Regions from separate parts of the Homo sapiens genome. Here region 1 is linked to region 2. Evidence: chromatin loops called from intact Hi-C (ENCODE). Cell type or tissue: Calu3. All regions are shown on one strand. Region 1 overlaps PPARGC1A (PPARG coactivator 1 alpha). Region 2 overlaps PPARGC1A (PPARG coactivator 1 alpha).

What was found. Peaks named below come from ENCODE experiments on the same cell type or tissue, not always from the same donor. Only the 100,000 strongest peaks of a DNase experiment are listed, where the experiment ranks them.
Region 1: a loop joins it to region 2, with 12 times the contacts of the local background. A loop is called at or near these places in 1 of 110 quality-filtered maps.

Annotation. Positions count from the first base shown.
Region 1 is chr4:23,787,806-23,792,805 of GRCh38, forward strand. PPARGC1A (PPARG coactivator 1 alpha) reads right to left here. Exons shown (of 13, transcript NM_013261.5): 13 at 4,216-5,000. Among named protein-coding and RNA genes, the nearest start is that of PPARGC1A-AS1, 21 kb to the left of the region's middle. RefSeq lists an enhancer at 335-1,534. In Calu3, no CTCF peak of the experiment used is centred here; DNase peaks (open chromatin) are centred at 536, 826 and 2,166.
Region 2 is chr4:23,854,766-23,859,765 of GRCh38, forward strand. The region is part of intron 2 of PPARGC1A (PPARG coactivator 1 alpha); the gene reads right to left. Among named protein-coding and RNA genes, the nearest start is that of PPARGC1A, 33 kb to the right of the region's middle. In Calu3, no CTCF peak of the experiment used is centred here; DNase peaks (open chromatin) are centred at 1,666 and 2,066.

The sequences.
Region 1 (5,000 bases), 67 kb before region 2:
TTATTGAAATCTAAAGAGCTCTTTGTATTCTATGAATGTAGGGATTATCTTTTTATCATTCCACAAAATTAAAGCTTAAAAGTTCTATCCAAAAACCTAGCTGTGGAGAAATCCTCAAGGGTCTCCCATTAACGTGGTAGCCAGGAAGTACACAGGATTTTAATCAAAGGCCAGCGGCTGTCTATGTGACACAGAACTACCCTCACATATAGAACCAATATGTGAGGTTCATTCCTTTCTTCACAATTCTACAGCCTAGCTGCACAATTGCCTATTTTGTCTATATAATCTCATGGAATGAGTTGGCATACAAGGCAAATAAGAAACCACGGGAAACCTCTGTCCAAACCTTGCTTCGTGCCTGAAGTTCAAATGTGTTTGGTTAACCTTCTATTGATTCCTTCTCTTTCCTTCAGGTGACCTTTTTGGTCTTAGTTTTTGCCATGGCATGCCATGGCACACAGTGGCTCAATGAGACTCTGGCACCAAGTGACAAAGAAACTCTTATGAGTTGTCTATGAATTATTTCATTCATCAGGTGCACACATTGGCACTCCCTTTAATGCCGCCACCCCTGCCACTGGAAATGGCAAAAAGTCAGCCCAACAGATAGGTACTTCCCACCCTCCAAATACTGAAGCCAAACAGTGGATGGTGAACTCCAATCTTTGCTTTCTGTTCAATTGTTTTCCTGTTGGATAGTCGGAACTGCAATTCAGACTGTTGACCCTGGAAAAGGCAGCTCATTGAATCAGTACCAGGATGCTTTTCCCATGTAAACAGATAAGTGGAGGAGAATGACGCCATGCATTGCACTTGATCATTAAATTGCCTGACATGAAAGTAACACGGCTCCATCACATGCCGTGTGACCAGTTTACTAACTTACCCTTCTCTAGGAAGCAGAGTAATTAATCATCATTCTGTGATAGTGTATACACATTCCTGCCAACAAATAGGGAAGTGCTTACAGAGGGCAATACTTCTAAGCACTATGAAACATTAGTCATACATCTGATTAAAGGGTATAGTGATCAAGCCGAAAACCTAGTAGATGGTTAAACTAAGAACAAGCACGTCCTAATTTTCTTTTAAGAATTAAGTCAGTCTTTCAAGCGCACTGTGAAGCTATGAGAGGAATAAGCAGGGGACCTGCTTGGAAATGAAGTGAGAAAGCAATGATGATACGAATGAAGACAGGACTTGATTTTCAGCAACACCAACGTCCATCAAAGGAAAGTACCTGTGAATTTCCTTAAATGACTTGCTGGAGGGCATTTTGTGGTAACTATAATACTATAGCCACTTTTTTTCATCAATTAGTATTGTTAAAGAGAAGCTTGACTATAGAGTTCCTAACAGCAGCAAAAAATAAATTCCCTCCAATTAAGTAGTCTAATAAGCTATTTAGGATTTTACCACTTAACATTCTTTCCTTCCCATTTAATTTTGGCTTTCACTTGGATGTCATCTTGTTGAAAATCCATCACAGAAAACTATGTGGAAAAAAAAAGATAATGTTGCTAAGTGCCCCTGATGTTCAAAAACAAGTAGAAGCACAATATTTTTTTTAAATCATCCCAGGATTTTTCCTAATAATTCAGCTTCTTCCTACTATAAATTAATATATGAAAATATATGAAAATGGTCAATATGCAAATTCAAGTATCACACTAGCTACTTGCCTTCAGTAAGTGCTATATGCATAAATTTGAAATGATACAATATTTTAAGGTCCTTGATTATAATAATGCCTTGGTGTGCATATGTGCATGTATAATTACATTCATTTAATTTAATCATGAAAATATTATAGGATCATTTGGTTTTCTCCTCTAAAAGTTCTCTTACTCTTTTCAATTAATTAATTTCACTCTGCCCCTTTATAAGTCACCTAATGGTAAGTAATGGGTTTTGAGCTGAACAGAATATGGTCACATTCCTCTGGAATTAATTATGGACAGAAAAGAGACATGTGGGAAAGTGGTGGCCTCTTGCCTTTAGCCTACATCCTAGTCATGAAACAATGTTATGGCTTTTCAGTCGAACCTGGTCCTCAAAATATTCACATTTCATAATCATTTCTTCTACAAGTTTCCAGTGTCCCCAGTGCTGAGAATTCGCCCAAGGGCAGTCACCTGATTACGACAGAAGAGACCTGGAAACCAGCCCATGTGACCCCGCATTCCACATGCTTGACTAGAGTGGAGCTTTTGGGACTCTGCATAGTTACTGGAATCACATGGAATATAACAAGGGAAACATGGGGGTGGAGGACATTTAACATTCTCCATGCACTAGGAGAACAGATAACGCCCCAGTAAGTGGAAAATAAAAATGGGCCATTTTGAGTGGAAGGGAGGAAGCATAACGTGAAGGTTATGTCTTACCATCCTTCCCCTACAAGAAAATCTTATTTTCCCTCTCACAGAAAATCTGTATTTCTTTTCCCCAACATGCTAACAGAGACCGGTGAACAGAAATAGGCTGCTTTGTGTCCATCAATAGAATCTATATACTATCTTTTCCCCCAGGGATTAATTCAGCTTTTGATTAAATCTTTCTGAGATTTAAATCATGATGTTACAAACCTCCAAGGAACTCCTCTATGAGTTGTGACCTTCTTTATTACTCTCTGCCGTTTGATAAAGTACAAAGATTGATTTATAATGGATTGTAGTGTGTTTGAAAACGGAGTAGCAACGAAAATTGCAAAATATAAGATTAATATAAATATTGCAAATGGAATGTTTTAGTTAAAATATTCTATAACTAATACTGAGTTATAAATGTGTAGCTAGTAACACTACAGTCGAGTCAGTATAGTAACGTTATTAGGGCTGTAAATTATATCCAATGATTAGCTAAATAAACCTACAAAGAAGAGAAAACCGACAATGCTAAAAAAGAATTTCAATTCAATATCATATTGTATACAGTTTAGACAGATTTGGTTTGGAGGACTTTTGAATTGAGACAATCTTTTTTTAAAAAAAGCTATATCAAATGTTATTTTTGTCAGCCCAATTTTGGTTTTAATAATTATTTTGCCATTAGTATCAACAAGAATGAAAGTGAGTCAATGTTTTGAGGACAATATGAAATAAATCCTTTATCTCAATCAGGATATTCCAGTACCAAACTAGCAGCTACTAATGCTGCTTCTGAAAATCCCTCATTTTCTCTCCGCCCTCAAAAGACTTGTTAGGTTAAAAAGTTAAGCATTTAGGGAAGAGTTCTAATGTCCTTGCTGGTTCCAACCGGAAGATTAAAAATGCCTTATGCAATTTAAGCAACAATAGAAGACAAGTCAGGAACTGAGACTTATCTATTGAAACTCAGGAGTGCTTGGTATCCACAGTGGCAGATAAATTCAGTATTTGGGTAAGATAAGATAATGGTAGATTTTTATTTTCCATTTCCATAAAATAAATAATTGATGAATTTTATATTGGTATAAAACAATCCATGGGGAGTGTATCTTATGTTATTTAGCAGATTTCAATGCACTTCTGATAGCTCTTATCACATTTCCAATATTTACAAACACTCTTTTTCTCTCTAGGAGATGGAAATGATGGAATATAATTTAGCCATCTTTCCCCAATGTTGCATATGTTGAGTCTTGCAATGCAAATGATTGGCAATGGGAGCAACCATTTGAAATTGGGCAAGGGCATTCTCTGTCATTAGGACCGTCATCATCTACCAGCCACAGTGGACATCCTGACAGCACGATGTGTCTTCAGCTATCAGCTCATCCCATATTTAACCAACCCGATGACTTCCATATGATGGGGAACTGCATCCTGTTACAAGTCTTGGAGAAATATTCAGTCCATCTACAACAAAATCGCTTTCTATACTGAATATTCAGTGAGTTTTTTCCCTAGGGGAAAGAGCTTCTACTTAAAAATACACACTTCCCAGGGTTAAGTACAAAAATAGAGCTAATCCATTTGATACAATCCCCTGTCATTTTTCACCTCTGAACGTTCGTTATAGAAACCACCACGTCTGCCTTTGCCGTTTAGAAAAAGACAAGATACAGAAGATGCACGTTACCTTAGAGCTGAAATGCATCCATGAATATGGAAAAGCAAGGAGAAAGGGAAAGAGAGCCAGAGAGGAAATAGAATAATAATAAGCGAGTAATGGGTACTGATCTGAGAAACATGCCAGGAGTTTGGTTACGATAAATAAGAAAAGCAGAAGTAGATTTGAAACATTCGTTTCCCTTTATTAGCTCAGTGAGGCTGATGTGTACTGCACATTTAAAAAAAATCACAGGAATTTTCATACAATGAATAAAACCACAACAATACATGTAGAATTGGCAGGTGGAAAAAAGGCCCGGCAAGGGCTCAACTAATCGCTCACTTTCCCTCTTCAGCATAGTTCAACCAACAGTATTACACTTTCACCTACAAATCTTAAAGTAGCTCCATCAAATCAGCAGTTCACATTATTGAAAATGTCTGTCACATAGGTACAAATTTAGAATCATCACATTATAGTACATGGCTATTCTAGGTCATCTATAGATCAGGTCTTAGACTACAGTGATTGAAGTTCTCATTACAGCCATCAAGAAAGGACACATAATCATTACCTACTGGAAGCTCACATCTAAAGGCATGAAAAGGTTTCCTTTTATCAACTGACCCAAACATCATACCCCAATAGTGCAAAGTTCCCTCTCTGCTGCTTTGAATGTTGACAGCCCAACTGTTGTTCTCGGAGTCGTTTAGCAAAAAATTGATTTTGTTGCACTGGAAGAATTATTCTGCTACATCTCTTTTAAAAAAGAAAAAAATCCACATTACTAAAGCACCAGTTCGGTTACCAAAATTGTAGATGTGGTACTTACCACGGCATGAAGGCAATGGCCCACGGTCTTCTAAAAATCCTACAGATCTATGCTGAAATTTGCCTCCAGTGATGATGGGGTGCACGTGTTCATTTGAAATATTCTCTCCCAAAAAAATAAAAATAAAAAT
Region 2 (5,000 bases):
TAATACGATGCTTGGAATATGGTAGACACCGGGTAAATCCCAGATGGATGAATGAGAAGCTATAAAGAAAAAAAGGGGAAGGAAGGGAAAGAAAGGCCTGTTTCCAATATAAACTAGGTTGAAATACTTTACCAGCCTAAGTGATATCCTCACCCACTGATATGATTTGGCTGTGTCTCCATCCAAATCTCATCTTGAATTGTAGCTCCTATAATTCCCACGTGTGTAGGAGGAACCCAGTGGGACATAACTGAATCGTGGGGGCGCACTCCCCGATACTGTTCTCATGGTAGTGAGTAAGTCTCATGAGATCGATGGTTTTATAAGGGGAAACCCCTTTCACTTGGCTCTCATTTTCTATCTTGTCTGCTGCCATGTAGGATGTGCCTTTCACCTCCTGCCACAATTGTGAGGCCTCCCCAGCCATATGGAGCTGTGAGTCCATTAAACCTCTTTTTCTTTGTAAATCACCCAGTCTCAGGTATGTCTTTAGCAGCAGAGTGAGACTGGACTAATATACCCATGCAACCCCTGACCCTTCACTGTCTTATTTGAATCTGGCTTTTACCACTCAAGACTTTTAATGTTAGTTATATTTTAAAATACTTATCTTTACTTCCAAATAGATGGTAAACTGGAACATAATTGGCATTCAGAAAGCATTTGTCAAATATATGAGGATTACTTAGCTAACTGAACGCTCTCTTGGGACAAGCAAGGACCTACTATGCTCGATGCTTCTAAAAATGCCTACTCTTGTGCATTGTATAATGTACTCCAAAAAATAATTTCAGGTTTATTTAATTCCATATTCTGCATGCATTTAATATATGCTTAATAAGCACCGACTATATTTCAGACACTGAGTTAAGTAATGATACTGGGTTAGTGACAACCACAGCCCAGACCCTTAAATAGCTTCTCATCCCATGGGAGAGACAGGACAAATAAGAAACAGGCAGATTGAGAAATCCTGGGAGAATGTAAAGCTTCTACAGGGCCCACATCAGAGGCACCTAAGCTGTGGTAGGGTGCCAGGTGTTGGTGGTTTGGGAGAAGTGATGTAGGAGGGGAAGTCTGGATTGTTATAAGGAATTAGGCTGGCAAAGAGATGCAGGAAGGGATGTGCTACATCAGAATGAAACAATAAAATTTAAACACAGAAAAACCAAAGTGTCACCAGACTCAACATATAGTAGACACTTAATAAACAATAATTGAATAAATAAATTACTGCACTAGTGTTATGTCACTTGAAACCATCTGACATTGAACTATCCCCAGGTTCTCCCACCATGGACAAAAAGTGACATTTGGAAATGTGTTGCAATAGTTATAATACAAAACAAAGCTTGTATATCTCCTATTCCCACCCCATAGAGCTCCCACAGTATATACTTGAGCTTCCTGACTTTCCAGAATGTGCCAACACAACCATAAAGAAAATCAAACAGCAATCATTGCAAATGCCAAACGCTGAACTTTTGCAGCCAGTATTCCAAGAAAGAATTCTCTGTGCTTATATTTTTTGAGGTGTAGGCCACTTCTTGGTGTTTTCTTACCAGGGATTAGTCATTGCAAACACTGTTGACTAAATGTGGTTTGTTTTAACATACAAAATGCCTTTGTTCGTTGGCTTTCATCAGCCCCATCAGAGAGAGGCCCGGGCCATGCTCAAAGCTGCAGGACACTCGGAGAAGTCACATTGTGATTGCTTGTCTTCCCTCTAAAGGTTACATTTCATGACAGAGATTAAACGTCTTGCCCATTCTATGATTGCTTTTGAAAATTATGCACTAATGATAGCCACTCAGCAAGTAGCTTAGTCATTTCCCTTTAGCCTCTGTAGAGAGAATCCCAATTTGGTCATTTCTCCAACAAATGTTTCTTGGGTGCATATCATGTGCTAGAAACTGCTACATGCAAGATACAGTGGCCTATAAAACAGGCATGGCCCCTCCCTCATGGAATTTACCTTTGATTAAAGGTACACATTGAATACATACTGGGGAGCCAATAACAGAAGCCGGACTCTCCCTTCATCACCGAGAGGCTGGCACAGAGCCCAGGGGCAGGCTGTTGAACACCTTCTCCCTGGAATTTGAATCTTGACCAGCATGCTTGTGCAGTTTTGTTCCCAAGGACACTTTCCGTTTTACAGAGCTATCCAGGAAGTTCAAGGTATTGGAATGTCAACAAATTGCCATTTATTGACTATCAATTAAGTGCAAGCATTGAACTATGTACTTTCCTTATATTATTTCTACATATATTATTTGAAAACTTAAAAAATGGAAAGGCTAATGTTTCCTGGCAGAGACACACAAATGATTTCTCAGGAATAGCAAATACATGTAATTATAGAAGGTAATGTAACAGGTCTCTCCATATTCCCAGAGCCAGTGCACCACTGGACTCACAGAAGATGCTCATCACTGATGTTCTATAGGTGTTTCTGGGATTCCTGTGACAATATAAAAGGCAACAAGTGCATAGTGACAAATGCCAAAGAGATGCAGAAACCACAAGATGGAGGACTCGCCTTTGGCAAATAAAGCCAGGGATGAAGTTTCATAAAATCTATTTAGTATGTGCGTGTGTGTGTGTGACACACACACACACGCACGTACTAAATAGATTTTATGTACTAAATAGATAAATATACATTTATCTGCATATGCATACAGATAAATGTATATTAACTAAATCATAAGCACTAGTTTCAATTCATGGAATTTCAGAGGATAGCCACTGGGTGGTAGAATTCCCACTGTTTAGTTGGGAACAAGAACCCCATTCTTTTACTTAATGTCAAACACTTTGTGCTGACAGTATAACTCATCCAGCTTTAAGACCTCAGAACTGTCACTGGTTGTTTCTTGACTGCCCAGTAGATTTGTAAATGCACCACACTTTCCTTTCACAGAATTATCCCTCCTTGACTGGATACACACCGAGAGCCAGTAAGCAAAAGCCTCACACTATTCTCACCACTCCAGGGCTAGCACAGAATAGGGAAAACCTATTGACATTTGAATCGTGATGAGACTCCTCTTGCAGTTTAGTTCCCAGGCTCCAGGTCTTTTAGGTACTAAGCCTAGTTCAACACCCTCTCATCAATTCCATCAGCCATACATATCCTTCTGCCTTTCTGCTTGAGGAAGCTAGAGTTGATTCTTTGTTTTCTATTCCATTGTTTGCAACCAAAGAACTCTAAATTATAAAAACAACTACTATGGCTAAATTATAAAAACAACTACTATGGCTAAATACTACTATGGCTTTCCGTGGAATGAAATGGTTCTTGGAAAAGTAAAGGACTTATTAATATTACATTTGCTATCTTTATAGATTCAAGGAAAGGCAAAAGCTATTACTTCCAGGAGTTTGTAGACTTTGTCTTAATTCTGTCAAAATGCATACCCCCTCTATTCCAGGCACTATACAGGACATTTTCAATGCATTGTCTCATTTAATTTTAACAACAACCAACTAGAACATAAGCTCCAGGAGGGCAGGATTTTTTTTACTCCCTGGTTCACTACTATATTCCTAGAACATTTTCACACATGATAGGTGATCAGTAAATGTTTGCTGAATGAATAAATAACCCTGAGGCAGGCACTATTTTACAAAAGGAGAAAAAAGATAATCATGGTCCTACTGCAAGTCAGTGGTAGAGCTAAGATTTGAAAGGCAGGCATGTCTGACTACAGGGCCCAGTCTCCTAACCATCTTGCTACCATTGCCTTTAGGTTCTTGGGATACAAAGAGAAGAGAAGGTTGCTGACCTCAGGGAATTTGGGCAAGCCCCTTTAAGTCCTGGTTTCCTCATTGTGAAGTAGAGATATGTCCCTCATTTGGTTTTTGAAGACCTAAGAAAGTCCTGGAAAATGCCACATAGAGATGATATGTGAATATTGGAAGTCTGTCTAATGTTCAGAAAGGTAGAAAATTGACAGTCAAATCTCACCTTTGTCATTGCTAGCAATTACCTGGCAAACCTCTTAACTCGGAGACTCAGTTCCATACTGCAGAACATTTGCCTTTTAGCCTTTTTAGAAAGACAGGAAAAATAACTACAAGTTTTATGGACTGGCTGAGTTGAAATATAAATACAAATTAAGGTATATAAATATATACTTATATAAATATAAATTATATAGATTTAAAGTGTAAATTTATATTTATATTTTGTAGAATAAATTAAATATAAACATAAATTAAAGTATGTAAATATAAATTTATATAATACAAATAAATAAGTTTATAAATATAAATTAAAATAGTATTGTAATAACTTTTAATACTAGCCCATTCCAGTACATGATTCAAATACATTATCAACTCTGTGGGCTTTCCAGGGAATATTCCCAGGGAATGTAGTAAGAGAACACTCAAGCATCATTTCAAAAACTATTCTTTAGGTTGCCTCTGTTAATTAGTGAAGAGTTTTAATGCTTAAAATGTCAGTCCCAAGTTAGGCCAAGACAAGATTCTTAAAGATGATGCCAACCCATTCAGACACAGAGCCACTAGCGAGCCATGTCAGACATGATCTTTGGCTTGTCCAATTATCTCTAGTTGGCCTGAATGCTGAAAGTGTAAGGGGAAGGTACAGGTACATTTAGGGTCTTCCAGCAAAGGAAGGAGAGAAGATGTATTCAAAGAAGAGGGAAGGAAATTGGGAGACTGCAAAGAAGAACATTAACAAAAATTCAAAATATTTAAAATGTAACACCACGGTGGCTCACGCCTGTAATCCCAGTACTTTGGGAGGTCGAGGTGGGTGGATCACAAGGTCAGGAGATCGAGACCATCCTGGCTAACACAGTGAAACCTCGTTTCTAGTAAAAATACAAAAAATTAGCCCAGCGTGGTGGCGGGCGCCTGTAATCCCAGCTACTCGGGAGGCTGAGGCAAGACAATGGCAGGAACCTGGGAGGTGGAGCTTGCAGTGAGCCGAGATGGCACCACTGCACTCCAGCCTGGGAGAGAGT